Regions from separate parts of the Mus musculus genome. Here region 2 is linked to region 1. A link is a loop called in an ENCODE intact Hi-C map of the cell type or tissue named here. Cell type or tissue: gastrocnemius. All regions are shown on one strand.

Region 1 (8,000 bases):
GCCTGGCTATTATTTACGAATTATGTATTATTGCAGAGGAAGAACAGCTTTTATTAGAGGAAGTAGACAAATATATGTAGCAGGTATAGAGAAAAATGTCTTACACAAAACTGATCCCAGGCTCGAGAAGCTGAAAATCCATGTCTTCTTCAGGTCTCAGGCTTTTCAAGTTTCGGAAAGGTCTTAGGGCTGGTCAGTTTGCAGAAAGACAGGGGCGGCTGATTGGCCCACATCTATTGTGTAAACCTGTCCAGATCTGGCCTTGAACTTGTTAAACCAGTCCATCCGCAGTGGGGCATGCTGGCAGGAGAAAGGCCCACAAGGCCTTTGTTTTAAGCTGTGATGCTTTTGTCTCAGGTCAGAAGGGCGAGGAGGAAGAAGCCAGCCATCTTGAAAGTTCAACATCTTTATTACTTAGTCATGGCCCTTCTCCCTATATGTCTGCCTACCAAGGACTCTGTCTAACTCCTAGTCCTTCATGCTGTCCTTTGAAAGGTCACCCTAACTGCTGTTAGGGGTTTGGGGGACAGGCTTCTCACTTGCTTTGAGCTGACCAAAGGGATGAGAATTGAGGGGCAACAGTCAAAGTGCCTCAGAGGAGGCCTGACCTAAGGGCTCAGGATAAAACTTAACCACTGGCAATGATCTAGAACCTAAAACAGCCTTTGGCAATACTGTATATTCTTTTTGTTTGTTTGTTTCTTGTTTTTGTTTTGTTTTGTCTTGTTTGAGACAGGGTTTCTCTGTATAGCCCTGGCTGTCCTGGAACTCAATCTGTAGGCCAGACCAACCTCTGATTTAGAGAGGTCACTTGGCTCTGCCTCCTGAGTGCTGGGGTTTAAAGGGATGTGCCACCAGTGCTCAGCTGGTAGTATGTATTCTTGAAGTGTCACATGAGAGATGTATCATCAGCAGTAGACATCTCTGCCCACGTACCAGAGGTAATGTCCAATGGAAGTGGGCTACATAGGCCAAATCTGAGTGACATGCAGATTCTATTTGTTAAAGTCACTAGACATCAGCATCTAAGTGACAACTTTGATGAGTTGGTGGTCCTGGACCAGAAATCCTGGACAAGGTCTCAAAAATGTTAACAATCGGGGTCTTTATTTACTTTTCTCTGCCAGTTAAAGAGTAAAAGGCAGGAAAGATCTTAAGCTTGTCTGGTAGCAGTGGAGAAATCTCAAACATAGCCAGCAGGAGCAGACAGGATCAGCAGTTGAAGAAAGGCCTTTACTGAGGGTGAGGAAACACACACACACATACAGCAGGAACACCATTAGTTAACAAAACTAACCAACACACAAGGAAAAAAAATTGAATGAGTGGAAACTAACAGAATCCATCTTAAATGGATGAGGCCAGCCATCCTGTGAAGAAATAATCACATAAGACGTGATCACTGTATAGACTGATGCTGATAAGGATGTTGTTTAAAATGGAACCATGGAAAATGTCTTAGAGGCAGGGCATGGGGGTACATGCCTTTGATCCCAGCACTCAGGAAGCAGAGGTAGTCAGATCTCTGGGAATCAAGTTCCAGGACAGCCAAGCGCTGTTACACAGAGAAACCCTGTCTCAAACAAAACAAAAGAGAAATGTCTTAGAAATTTTAATGTTGTAAAAAAAAATGTTATAATGATACATTCTTAGGGAATAATTTCCTAAAGTAAACCTGGACAGTTAGGGACTAAACAACAACAACAAACAACAACAATACCCCAAAACCCCAACAGTTGTGTTTCAGACAAAATCAAGGAGGAAGTGTCCCTTGCCTGGTTGTTGGCCCTATTTTAGTATGCTTAGACATTATGTATTTATGGTTTTTAAAAACTGCCTTAAACTAGCATAGCTTGATAATATAGTCTCTATCTGTGATCATCTCCTTCACTCGAATCTGTCAGATCATCTTCTGACTTAAATGTAGCTCTCAGGGGAATGTCCCTGCTTGGAAGAGAATGTACAATGTCATTGGCAAACACAGAATAGCTATTTGATTGGTGGCATTTTTTTTCAATACACAAGAACGTAATGCTTTGATTCACCAAGCAGCCACACGTGCACTGCTTACCTTGAAGCAAAGCATCAGTTGCCGGGCCTGTGCTGATCAGACCAAATAGGCAGACATCCTATTGTCAGAAGCTTTCTACCTTTCAACTCATCCTAAATGCAATAAAGAGGTTGGTGGCGACCATCCCCCTTTCCATTAATAGAAGTGCACACACAGACACACAGACAACTCAACTCAAGAGTTAAACTGGAAATTCCTGAATAGTGTTGGTAGCTTCTGTTTTTCACTCCTGTTTTCTCTTTTTCTTAACACACTTCCTCTCTCCATTATTTCCTTCTTTGGTTAAACGTACTTTAACCATGTAATTTACATAAAGAAATTGGGTTTAATTTCTGCAACTTGGGCTTCTCTGAGATGATTTAATTCTCTTCTCCCAATTCTTTTTTTCATATACAGTTTGAAGAGAATGCCTTGGATCAGTCAGGATCTACAAAATATTTTAAATTATTTTCTTTGGAATAAAAATTAGCTATGATGCATAAGATGTCTAAAATGGTCATGTGTTCTCCTCAGGTCCTAGTGCATGGAAGGAGCCAATTGATAGTAAATGACTGAAACTAGGCAATAAATACCCTGAAGACCAGCTTTAGATTTTCATTTATACTTCAACAGATCAAGTCCTTTAGGGACAGGATACAAACACCATACTGAGAATTTAGCTGCTCCAAGACAGTTCTATGAAATTTGGCTTGGCTGATGTTTCAACCTTGGCGTTTAAGGTCTTATTTTTATGACACCCAGAGCTTCTTTGTAACGGCAGTAATAAGTACTACAGACTTTCCGGCCTTCTTCCCTCTAGGATTTTAACTTCTTTAAAACACCACCCCCTGCTCTTCTAGTAAATCCCACATGACAGAACAGGCTGAGAAAAAATAGGAAGCCGGAGCCATGGAAACTGTGCGGGTAGAAACGTGTGAGCGCGAGGGTGGTTGGAGGAGAAGGAACACTCCCCTGGCGACAGCGGCGCGAGGGTGCTCCTCGGATGACGTCACGCACCCAGGTGACGTCACGACCGTGACATGCGGGTGACGCCGTTGCCGCGGCGACTCCTCGTCGTCTCCGCCCCCTCCCCCCCCCAAATCCCCTCAGGCTCGGCTGCGCCGGGGCCGCCGGCGGGTTCCAGAGGTGGCCTCCGCCCCGGCCGCTCCGCCCACGCCCCCCGCGCCTCCGCGCCCGCCTCCGCCCGCCCTGCGCCTCCCTTCCCCCTCCCCGCCCCGCGGCGGCCGCTCGGCCCGGCTCGCGCTTCGAAGATGGCGGCGCTGAGTGGCGGCGGTGGCAGCAGCAGCGGTGGCGGCGGCGGCGGTGGCGGCGGCGGTGGCGGTGGCGACGGCGGCGGCGGCGCCGAGCAGGGCCAGGCTCTGTTCAATGGCGACATGGAGCCGGAGGCCGGCGCTGGCGCCGCGGCCTCTTCGGCTGCGGACCCGGCCATTCCTGAAGAGGTGAGTGGCGGCGCCATCCCCCCCCAGTGCTCGCGCGTCAGGGGCTCGGCGGGCCAGTGTTTATGCGAGGGACCGAGGCAGCAGAAGGAGCCCCGGCAGTGCTTGGTAGCCGGCGGGGAGGTGGTTATCGGCCGAGTGTCCCCCTCTGTCTTGTAGCTCCTCGCTACGTAAACACACACGATGGCCCAGGGGGGTTCCCCGGCCCCCACCCAGATGGGATTGGGGCAGTGGGGGCAGAGCTGGAGCCTTTTCAGAGGGGGCGAAACTCTGGGTTGGAGAAGGTCACGCCTGGCTGAGGCTTCCAGCCCTGCATCCCTGAGATGTTTTCCTTTTTGCTAGCCGGCAGGGACGGCGTCGAGGATGGAGCTTAGTGGCCAGGGCAGTACCCCTTGGTCCCCTAGCCCTAGGAACCGCCGTGTGCGATTACTCCCTGATCCTGGGGATGACGGAGCGCATCTTTCCACTCTCCTCACTATCTTCCCTTTGCAGGCCCTTGTCCCCTTCCCACTTTGCTACTTGTTTGGGGGATTTTTCTTTTGACCGGTTTTTGCCCAGGGGATGATTTTTTTTTTTGGTGTAGTCTTTACTTTTTCAGCCCCAAATTTTACTGTTCCGAAGCTTTTCCCATCCTGGTCTCTGATCCCCGAATAATACTGTTTGTCAGTGCTCCCTTGCTGACCCGTAAACCTCTATCCTCATCCACCACCCCGCTCATTTCTCAACTGTACCTACTTGCTTCTAACCTTAGTTTCCACGGAAGAGCATTTTTGCTCTTCTCTTGCCCTAGTCCCCTTGAGTGCCTCTACTTCATTCCACTGCACCGTCACCTTGTAATCCGTTGTTATCTTCACAAATCCTTTTGGACACTTTGCAAGCTATTCACTCCCTGAACCCCAAAGCTGTCAAGATTCCATCAGGTTTCACTTGGCCCTTTGCTCCCTTGCACTGCTGGCAGTTTGGGTTAGTCTTTCAGTGCACATACACACCTCAGTTGATATCCTTCGTGGGTTTGTTTGTTTGTTTGTTTGTTTGCTTGCTTGCTTGCGTGCTAGCTTGTTTTTAGTGGGTTTAAGTGATCTGGCTCGCTCCCATTTTCGTCCCATCTTTCGTGTTTACCAGTCTTTAGTACTTGGCTTTTGGTAGTCCTTGTATCATTCAACTTATTACATTGTCAAATTACCTAATTTATTCTCTTTTCTCTGTATGTAAAACTTACTACATTTACCATTTGGGCACTGTATCGCATAAACAATACCATATCTTACAAACAATTGGCTAGAATACGGTATTTTACAAACAGTTGTCGAGAGTGACTTGTTTCTGTTGATTTTACTTGAAGATAAATTTTGTTTAAAGATAAACTTGCTACTTAAGTTTCCCAGTTCTCGTACTACCTCCTTATCTCTACAGTGTTCTTTTTCCTGCTTCATTATATTTACTTGGGATGTTCATCCTCCACTCTCCATCTATCGTTAGCAGTCTGTTTGCAATAATGTTTGTTTTCCATCTTTTGATACCATCTCTACCCAGAATGTGTTCAGTACCATCATTTGAGCCACCCTACATTTCTCACAGTTTTTTTTTTTTCTTATTTCTTAATTTGAAATAATTCCAACGTACCACTTGAATTCATGCTCAGGTCAGTTTCCATTTGCATTTATTTCCCTCGGCTTCTTCTCCAGTCTAAGGATAACACTCTTTCCCTCATCCCTTTCCTAGCTCCCTTATCCCTAGTTACCATCCATTCCGTCTTGTTTCCTGGCTTTTGGTACTTCACTTGCTGACACTTCCTCTTGTCTTCCCCACACCTCCACATTCCATCTTATTTATAAACAACTTTGTTCCGTTGACATGGAAATTTATTTTTAGGATACATTGTTTTTAATGGAGAAATGCTAGGGGTCACATCTGCCGTCTATTTTCTCCAGGAATCGGATATGCCTTTGTCTTACTAGGCACAGGTGTCTCTGGGTTTTACTATGCTGCACATGCTTGGTTGTCTTGAACTGTATAGATGTGTGAGGACCAGGATCCAAGTATGGGCAGGTTGATGGATGGAGTTAGACAAGGATAATTCTGGGATGTGACACTGACTTGAGAACTTTGCGTCAGGGTATTAGGACAGTTGGCATTTCTGTTTGGAAGATTTTGCTATTTACTTGGGAGAGCTAGAGCACTGGGGTGGGTCCCTTACCTTGGCCCCTCCTGTCTTCTTTCTGAAGTAGTGAGTATTAGGGTTGTTACTTTCTGTTTGACACTTTCTAGGCAATCCCCATGGACCACACTGCCTGAGGACCTCTAGGCTAGATGAAGTTAAATTAAATCACCAATAACTGAAGGCATGTTTGTATCTCCTGAAACTGTATTCTTTATTTAGTTAAAAGCAGATGTTTCCCATTGCCCCCTTCCCAGGGTTTAATGTTTGATGATGCTATAAAAAGAGAAAATATGACAAATATACATAACAAAATAAATTCTTCCGGAAAGTAGTATGGTGGAGCCCAGGCTTGTCAGAAACTCTGTGTGGCTGAGGCTGTAGTTAAAACTTCTGATCCTTCTGCCACTTCTTAAGGCTGGAATTACTAGCATGTGCCCTCTACCCAACAAGTTTAAAGTTAACATCAACTCAGAGGAAACTGAAGTATCCTGTGGTCTTTTAATTAATTGTCTTTTATTATGAACTTAAAGGAATATCTTTAGTTACTAAAGTAGATGGAAAGATGAAAATCTGTGAATGTGTTTAATGACATTTTATTATACATTTTTATCTTACCTGGGTTTAAAAAAGTTTGTCAAAGAGAAATTTCAGCTGTACCAAAAAGTAATTACAAAAGGAAAACATATCCATTATTGAAAAATTAGGGAAAAAGTACAAAAAGTGCCCATAATATATAATTGCTATAAATATTTGCATGTATTACAACTAGTGCTTGCACAATGCATTTTATATATAGACTTGTAACTTTTGAAACAATAGTACAGCAAAACTTATGTGTCCCTACATAAAGTATCATTTAACTGATAACTTTTTTGGACATTAGGTTATTATTATTTTTAGTTGCTGTTATCAAGCATCTTCGACATAGAATGTAGACATTTGTATGTAAAATTATGTTCGAGAATAAACAGATTTCATGGCCTATTTGTATTACTATATAGGTTTCCAAAATAAAATATTCTGATAAATAACAAGAGTTTACTAAATGTTTATTCAGTATCTTATAATCTTACTGTTAAGCATTTAATTCTGACCATTTATATTTCCTTGATGGTACTTTTTTGTGACTATATGGTAAGGCATGGCACATGGTATAATATTACCAGATGGTTAATAATGTATGTATTATTTAAAATGTGTGATACAAGGGTGTGATATTTATTACCTGTGCCTTTCATGCTGTGTTTTCAGAGAAGAGAGTTTCTTAAAACTGTAATGCAATTGCAACTGTATTATTTTTTGTTTTCAAGATCTCTTAGCCAGCCTTGGCTAAGCTGTATAATTATAATAATGCATTGGCTAGGGAATATTCTAGGATGGGATCTACTTTATAATGAGGCCCACTGTATTAAAATACATCTTTGTGAACCCTGCCAGGTTAGATTGCATCATACCTCTGGAAAGTGGTATTCTCACTAAGGTAAGAAGGTGTGTGTGTGCACAGTAAATTTTAGCTGTTGCTATTAATACTTGTCTAGGTATATGCAAAGATTTCCTTTGGAGGGGGAAGCTATGAAGTGGCTTGGCTGTCTTCAGCATGGCTGTGTTCCTTCCTTTCTGAACCCATTTCTTTTTCCTGACTTAACACCTTCCTTTAGGCATCCATTCACCCTTTTATTTAAAAAGAGTTATCTTGTATCAGTTGCTTATATATGCTGGCAATCTATTTTAAGTCGACCAAAAGGAATGTTGGACTGGACACTTGGATTATGGAATGTCTTAAATGTAATTGCAGATTTGATTTAATTGTGTTTGGAGGCCAGAAAGATTACAGTAGTACAGCAGACGAGAGCAATCAGACTCTGCTTGTTTTTCTCTCCACCGTTTTACGATCAGGACAAATAGTCTAATGGCAGCTGAAAAGCCATGTTCTCAGTGACAAAGAAGAAAGTCCGTGTTGCTTTCACTGTGCTCTGGTGTTTTCTAAGGCTTGTTACCTACCAAGTCACACAATGGAGCCGAGCGCCTGCTCATTCTTCTTTCCCCTTTATCTCCAATCATAAACGTGTTTTCTCCTTTAGAGCTGCAGAAATGTGTTTTGTTTCGTTGACAACTTAATATTGATTTAAGTGAGTACTTCGTGAACCTCTTGCCATAATCCCCTTCGTTTTAGAAATCTTGTTTGCTCCTATTCCTGGATTCCTGTTAGGATAAGCCTTTTTGTCAGCAGCTCTTGCTAGATTTTGCCTTCCTCAAAAGTTAAATTGTTTGCAGTCCCGTATTCTTTCCTCTTGCCCAGTTCACCTATGCTGGTTCTTCTGGAAAGCCCCAG
Region 2 (8,000 bases), 130 kb after region 1:
CTGGTGGTTGTTGACCAGCTGGGACTGTTTCTATTATTCCCTCCCATTCTGAAAGATCGCTAGCTAGCTCTTCAGTATTCACCACGTGCACCGCGCTGGACTTTATGGCTGTTGTCTGAACTTTATAAGACACCTTTATGTGACAGATGCTGACTTACAGTTTTACAAATGTGATCATAAGCATTTTGATGACAAAGCCCAAGAATGTTGCCTACAAGCGAATAACATTAAATAATTTTGTTTTTATTTTCCATTTTATTAACTAAAGACCTAACTCTTGTGCTTGGGGTATAGCACGATGATATAGTACTTGCCTAACAGGGGTTTGGTCCCAAGTGACACACACACATATACACACACAGACACAAACCATAACCCTCCGTTGAAATTCCAACCAGCTAAAGTTGTCTTGGTGATAAAGATCTATTTTTGTGTAAGTGTTTGCCCAGCTGATAGCATGTCCAGTTGGAAGGCTCTGAATGAGATCTTAGTTATCGATGGTGTGAGAGGTGATTTTTAACGAGGCAACCTCGCCATGTGGCCCAGGCTGTCCTTGAATTCACTATTTAGCCCAAGTTGGCCAGGGACTCATCATCCTTCTGCCTCTGCCTCCTGCACGCTGAGATTAAAGGAATGCCATCACCATGCTCTAGTCCTTTATAGACAGGATCTCCCTGTGTAGGCCAGGCTGGCCTCAAACTCCTGGTCCTCTGACAAGGCCTCCCCACAGCATGTTCACCTGTTCCTTTTAGCCATTCTGTCAGCTGTCATTGCTTCACAACTTAAAGAACATAGCAGAGCCGCTTCTGTAATTCCCTTGTTTGCCAACTGTATTTAACAGTTATTACCCAAGATCTACCTGTGCAGCCAGACCATAGTGGCACACACCTTTAATCCCAGGACTCTGGAAGCAGAGGCAGGCAGATCTCTGCGAGTTTGAAGACAGCCTGATCTACAAAGTGAGCTCCAGGGTAGTCAGGGGTACACAGAGAAACCCTGTCCCCAAAAGGGGTGGGGGGAGGAAAGGAGGAAGGCAAAATCTCAATAAACACTTGTGTGTCATGCTTCAGCCAGACTAAGTGCACTGTGGCAATCTAGATACCCTGAGGGGTCTCCCAATTAAAATAAACATGATGCTAAAATGAAATAAATAAAAGGTCCTTTTTCAAGTATCAGTAACTGGGGGGCTGGTGAGATGGCTCAGTGGGTAAGAGCACCCGACTGCTCTTCCGAAGGTCCAGAGTTCAAATCCCAGCAACCACATGGTGGCTCACAACCATCCGTACACGAGATCTGACTCCCTCTTCTGAAGTGTCTGAAGACAGCTACAATGTACTTTCATATAATAAATAAATAAATCTTAAAAAAAAAAAAAAAAGTATCAGTAACTGAGCACAAATGCCTGGGAAGCCAGTACTGAAGCTGGCATTCACAGGGATCCCACTCTGACGACTCAGAGACCCAAGACAAGTGGTCTATCATTAGACTCCTGAATCAAGCTGTAGCCCCATAATGAAAGGGCGAAAAGTAATAATAAATCAACGAGAAGGAAACTGAAACTTAGTTACCAGAAGCCAAACTTCAGGTAAGTTTCCACCTGAACTATTGCTGGGTTGGACCTTTTGTGGCCCAAAAACCCAAACCAAGGGCTGGGAACTTAGATGAATAGTGGAACCCTTCTTCCCCCGTTGGAGGTAAGGGAAATCCAAGCTAAGTAGTGAAACTGGACGGGAAGCATCCCCAAAACGGTATGAAGATCTTAAAAGAAATCTCGGTGGACAAAACCTGCCAGGTTATATGCGAGCGAGAGAGAGACAGAGACAGAGAGACAGAGACAGACAGAGACTGAGAGACAGATCAATACAACAAAATAAAGCTATAAGTATTACAAATCTCGGGTGGAGAGAAGGCAAAATGAGTAAGACACAGCATCCAATCTAGGATTTAAAGTGCCAAATCTAAACACTGACTTGGGGGCGCACGCCTTTAATCCCAGCACTCCGAAAGCAGAGACAGGAGGATCACTAATGAGTTCCAGGTCAGTCGAGGCTACACAGTGAGGCTCAAAAAAAGTGCCAAATTTTAATCGTAAAAATGTACCTAATGGTGAAAAGAACAGACTATACTACCTTACTGACTCAAGGTCTCCGTGTCTGCCCTGCCTGGACCCGTCTTGTCTCTGAGCCCATCTCCACCCGTCTCCATGCGCTCGGGACCTCCACTAGCCAGCTGCTTGGAAGGCTCAGTCCGGGAGACTGTGCGGGACTGGATTCTTATCACTCGGGTCTTAGTTAACGCCTCTCTCCCGCAACCCTGCGCCATCCCTTCACCTCTAGCCCACCAAGCCGACTAAAAGGCCAGTCTCGGTCCAGGCAAAACTACAAGACCCAGCATGCCTCGGGCGGCAGCGGAGTTTCACGCACCCTCCCGGGCGACTGCTTCAAGGTGACAGCGTCCGGATGGCAGCGCTGCCTGTTCAAGCCGGCCGAACCCTCGCCCCCGCCCGACACTCACTGACGGACTCCACTGTCTCCAGCCGCCCGCGCGCGGCAGCCCCGGAGCAGGCGGCCTCCGACGCGGCCGAAAGGTACCAGACGGGTGAGCGCAGACATACTAGCAAGACTGCAGTTCCCACCCCTGATGCGTCACTTCCCCGAGTCCCGGCCCGTGACGTCACTGCGTCGCACTGCGTCTCTACCCGGGCTGATGGTAGGCCACAGGGGACAAGTTCAAGCCATTGGCGGACCTTAGAGGCTCCAGGTTAACGGGCAGATAGGTCGTCCTTCAGGAGGAGCCCTGGCTGCCTCGTGGCACAGCCTGGCAAGGTGCTCTTGGCTGACCTTACTGCTGCTCCCTGCTTTGGCTCATATAGACGGTGCTTTCATGCATGTTCTTGCCACTGTGGGCCCTTGTTAAAGGCCTAAGCCCTTTCTGAACCACGCAATGTTTATTTTATAACATCGCAATGTTTATTTTATAGCATCGTTGTTTCAGCATTGTTCTGAATGACTAATCAGCCAGGGTGTTAAATTTCAGAACCTGGACTGGTGGCACGGGAATCACCTGAGGAACCCAACCCGGCACACTCGGAATAAGTCGGCCAGGAACATGGGGGAAAGTTCCTAACGCCTCGAGCCTTAGCCAATTCGAGGTTTTTTGGCATTTCCTCTTGTTATTAATGTAATAAGCAAGCAGAAAAATAAGGACATGAGGGCAGTCCAGTTAAGATGCAACACCAAGATGGCAACAAATCGAGACCTGACTTCAGCCGTAGAAATGTACTCGCAGTGGGAGCTGTAACACAAATAGATGCACGTAGACGCGCAGATGCGCTCAGTCTCCGGCCATTAGTGGGGAGGGAATATGAATTTTCAAGCTCATCCTCATAAAACAAGACATACATATCTGTTCCGAGTTACTAGGTCTATAGGATAGCCTACTGTCATCTTTCCAGAAAAACTAATTTTTTCACTCACTTCAGATTTCCTTCAAGAAACAAAGGCTCCACTGGCTATTAAAATAGTCCGCCTTCCTCGGCCTGCTTTTTTCTCTCAGTATTGCCTCTGTTGAAATCTGGATAGACTCCAAACCTAAGACTACTCCTAACCCCAAGAGGTTGTGAGAAACGGACTTTTTTCTATAAACAGTAGCTAGCACACCAACAGTCAATACTCTAATAATCTCCACCTTGTAAAATTATTCAAGTATTTTAATCATCTGGAAAACCTGTTTACACAAAGGCCTTCCATTCTGACGACAAGAGCTATGGACCCCTTCCTTCCCTCCTTCCTTTGCATCTATTAGGAACTATCCAACCATGGCAGAGTCTGAGGTCGCACTCTACCAATAGGATGAGACACAGTCATCACCTGTATTAGAATAACAACTGAACTTCCCGCCCTAGTGTGCTTGCAAGGCCACTGTAAGTTATGGCACATTTTACCAAAAGAAAAATTAATAATAATAATAATAATATGTTGCTTTGCAGGATTACTTTCGCTATGATCTAGTGGGTAGGGGTGTGTGTGATACCAAGAATATTGATTCCAACAAGGTCTTCCCTGGTACATTATGGTTTGGGTTGGTTGATTTGAAGAACATGCAGTTTTAGGTTATAACATTAGTGTACCAACATCACATATTAGAAATTTGCTATGATGTTTCATATTCAAGAGTCAAGTACTCATCAAGGCCAGACTTGAATTTAGTGACTTGGAAGCATCAAATATGACTGATAATTTGCCTTCTGTGCCCATATGTGGGCCTCTTTGCCCTTTTATGTAACAGGAAACCTGTCCTAGGAGTCAAACCCAAGGGAGACCTTGAGTGTTGTTATGTGTGGGCTCACATGTACCATGGCATAAATGTGGTGATCAGAGCACAGTCAATCAAGAGATTATTCTCTTCTTCTGCCATCTGAGATCCAGGCTTCCATTATTTTATTTGTGTGTGTGTGTGTGTGTGTGTGTTGCCACTGCATCCACGCAGTCAGAGGAAATCTGCAGGAATTGGTTCTCCTTTGTCATGCAGGTCCCATGAACTCAGACCAGAAGGTGTGGCCGAACACACCTCTATTCTTGGAACCTGCTAAGCTACTTCACTGGCTTTACTAAATAGGAATCTTTTTCTTTAGCTCCTCAAAGCTTTTAAAGACAATAGCCCCTCCATTTTCTAAACCTGACTCCATCCCACCAACTTTTGGCTCCCAAATACTGACTTTTGACTGGCAAACTGTGTCTGCTAAATACAAGCCTTGGGTTAAACCTGAACCTGTAGAATTCTATGGATGGAAGTTGACTTTCCAGTTTATAGTCAATGGCATGGTTTTCTCTGAGCTACTGTCCACCACTCTTTTTAACAACTCGTACAAACCACTAAGAGAGACAGATCGTGAATGGAAAGCTCACGTCTCAAACTACATAGCTGTCTAGCTCCAGGCAAGACCACAGAACAAACACAGCTTATATTTCTAAGAGGCCATAAAGGACCCGTGAGATGTTCCATGTGTAAACAGGTTGGCCATGCATACCTAATAACCTGGGTTGTTACAGGATATTTGAACCTATTTCTAGTTGTGGTGTGGATCAGCCCTTAGGACACACATTTAATCCTTCTGGTTGGAATATAGACACACCCTTAGTACTCGCTTTTAATCCCAAACAATGAAGGTAAAGTTAGCTTGTAGAAGGAAGCACCCATGTTTGAAAGTGATGTCTAGCCGGGCATGGTGGCACACGCCTTTAGTCCCAGCACTCGGGAGGCAGGCAGATTTCTGAGTTCGAGGCCAGCCTGGTCTACAAAGTGAGTTCCAGGACAGCCAGGTCTATACAGAGAAACCCTGTCTTGAAAAACCAAAAAAAAAAAAAAAAAAGAAAAAAAAAGTGATGTCTAATTGAGTGGCAGACAAAGTGATGAATCACAGAAAGATTTGACAGAATAGAGGATGACCAACTCTCACAAGAGAGAGGGAAGGGGAGCTACTGAAGGGAGAGGCAGTGCAGGAATACAGGAGAGTTGAGAGAGTAGAGCAGCACAGAGAGGGAAGAGGCAGTTTACTGGGAGACTTTTACAGAGACAGATTAAAGAGAGAACAAGCTAAATACAGGTAAAGACAGAACGAGCAAGAGAATGAGAAGGAACCAGAAGATTAGGAACGATTGCTAGAGTTAGTTTGAGGCAAAGCAATGCAATTCAGAGGCCGAGAGAAAAGCCAGGTTGAGTAAATCAGCTTGGAGAGGAGTTTGAGCCAGACAGCTGAGTTGATCCAGCCAGCCAGAGTTGAGAAAAGGGTAGAAAGGGTGAGCTGGTTCAGCAGTCAGTCTCAGAGGCTGAGGACAGTCTAGGTCCAGATTAGATTTTACAGAGGCCAGGAGCCTCCAGGACTAGGCTTAGTTAGCAGAGACTGTAAGCTTCCCAGACAATTACAACAAAAGAAAAAAAGTTATTTTTACAGCCTTGGTTCCTCCTCAGAATCCATGGTGGAAGGAGAGAACCAACGCCTCTGACCTCAATACCCACACGTACACATCACAGGCACACACAGTAAAAAGAGCTTAGGAATTGGGAGGTATCTCGTCCAAACCCCAGCTGTGGCAATTAACCTTGTGATTTAGGGCAAGTAATCTTTCTCCTCTGAACACCAAAGCCCTCCGTCTGCACAAGTCACTTAAGATATTAGAAGGCCCAGAGCTTGTTCTCAGGAAAATTCCTATTCCTTTAGTACTCTCTCCTCTTCTGGTATTAAAGTATTACAGGTAGGCTGACGTTTATTCACTCATGAATATGAGTGCTGTCTGCATGTATGCATACATGACAGAAGAGGACATCAGATCCTACTATCGATGGTGGTGAGCCACCATGTGGGTGCTGGGAATTGAACTCAGGACCTCATTCAGCCACTGGACTGTCTCTCCAGCCCTCACTCATCTTTCTTAATAAGTCACAAAAGGGGATGTATGAGAAAAGAGAAATGATGTTTACTTTATTTCCTAAAGACTTGCTGCATCCCCTCCCCACCAACAAAGAGAGGAAGTCGTTGGCTCTACAGCAGTCACTGATGGGGTAGGTGGTGCTGAGGATTAAACCTGGAGCCGCAGACCTGGTGGACTAAGCCTCCACTGTGGAGCTATACCACCAGCCTCATTATTTTAACACTGAAAAATAAATTCAGGAAGAAATTAGCAAATATTAAAAATTGTCAAGATAACTTGAACCCATTAAATTGCCAATTGTGCTTTCAAAATTTCTCTAGTATTGACAGTGCCCATATAAAACTTAAACTGGCTTTCAACTTTTTGTCAAATCTAGACTTTTTTTTTCTTTTGGTTTTTCAAGACAGGGTTTCTCTGTGTGGTCCAGGCTGTCCTGGAACTCACCCTGTAGACTTAGTTGGCCTCAAACCCAAAGATCTGCCTGCCTTTGCCTCTCAAGCACTGAGATTAAAGGTGTGTGACACCACTGCCTAACTGCATACATAATTTTCAAAAAAAAAATTGGAAATTGTGGTCTACAGGATTTTATGGCATTTTCTAACCTAAGTCTAAGGGTAAGAACCACCAGCAAAGAGGACCAAAGAGTGTGAGGGTTAAGAAAAAAGAAAAACAGGCAGCAGGATGGCTGAACTGAAGGCATTCGATGCCAGGCTTAAGTCCTGAGTCCAATCCCTAGAAATCCCTGTGGTTCTGATTGCCACAGCCCCTCCTCCTACACAAGTACATGCAATTTAAAAAGGAAGGAAGGGACGGAGGGAGGGAGGGACCAAGGAAGGGTTGAAGAGATAGCTCAGTGGTTAGTAGCACTCTGCTGCTCTTGAGAGGACCTAAATTCATTTCCCAGCATTCACAACTGCCTATAACTCCAAAGGACACAATGGTCTCACCTGGCCTTCAGTAGGTATCTACATACACATAGATACAGGCAGGCAGGCAGGCAGACAAGATGCAACACACACCTTTTTTAAGAAGAAGAAAACAGAAAAACAAAATAAGTAAATGTATTTTGTCGTCTTTTACAGACCATTTTTCCTGAAATAGTGCCCCTGGCACCAGTTCCAGCGTCCCTCCCTTTATGCCCTAAAATAACCCGGTTTTTAAGCAGACCCTGAAGCTGGCTCGCTGGGAAAGCGGTGGTGACTCTGCCACACATCCAGTTTTAGGTGTCTTAGCTGCCAAAGGGCAGACCCTGAGGATCTGCCTTCACTGTGTGCACACTGCCACTGTCACAGGAATGATGCTGGCCCTTTGAAGAGGAAGGGTTTTGCTGCCTCTAGGATGTCCAGCGTGGGGTCCAGTGAGCGGCCGAGCCCCTCCAGCACCATGATGGCAACCACAATGGAGGCGAAGTTGCTCTCCAGCTTTACCTGGAACAGAGAAACAGCAGTTCTTCTCCGACCTCGGACGCAGCTGAGTACCCTGGACAACCACATCGCTGAGCCTCGCTTGTGCTGTCCATGGAATTCTCCCATCTCCCCACCTCCCTCCCAGCAGGCAGAAGGGTATACT

The links. Hi-C counts contacts between places; a loop is a spot of excess contacts. Peaks named below come from ENCODE experiments on the same cell type or tissue, not always from the same donor. Only the 100,000 strongest peaks of a DNase experiment are listed, where the experiment ranks them.
Region 2: it touches region 1 in a loop (4-fold over the local background); 10 of 42 quality-filtered maps call a loop at or near these places.

The regions. Positions count from the first base shown.
Region 1 is chr6:39,720,617-39,728,616 of GRCm38, reverse strand. Braf (Braf transforming gene) reads left to right here and starts at 3,154. Exons shown (of 22, transcript NM_139294.5): 1 at 3,154-3,510. The coding sequence starts at 3,322. In gastrocnemius, no CTCF peak of the experiment used is centred here; DNase peaks (open chromatin) are centred at 3,171, 3,543, 4,188 and 4,433; H3K4me3 peaks cover 2,379 bases; H3K27ac peaks cover 1,888 bases.
Region 2 is chr6:39,587,227-39,595,226 of GRCm38, reverse strand. It overlaps Adck2 (aarF domain containing kinase 2), which reads right to left. Exons shown (of 8, transcript NM_178873.3): 8 at 6,458-7,858. The coding sequence ends at 7,718. It overlaps Ndufb2 (NADH:ubiquinone oxidoreductase subunit B2), which reads right to left and starts at 2,662. Exons shown (of 4, transcript NM_001358797.1): 1 at 2,515-2,662. The coding sequence starts at 2,612. In gastrocnemius, no CTCF peak of the experiment used is centred here; DNase peaks (open chromatin) are centred at 2,425, 2,660 and 3,085; H3K4me3 peaks cover 2,535 bases; H3K27ac peaks cover 1,919 bases.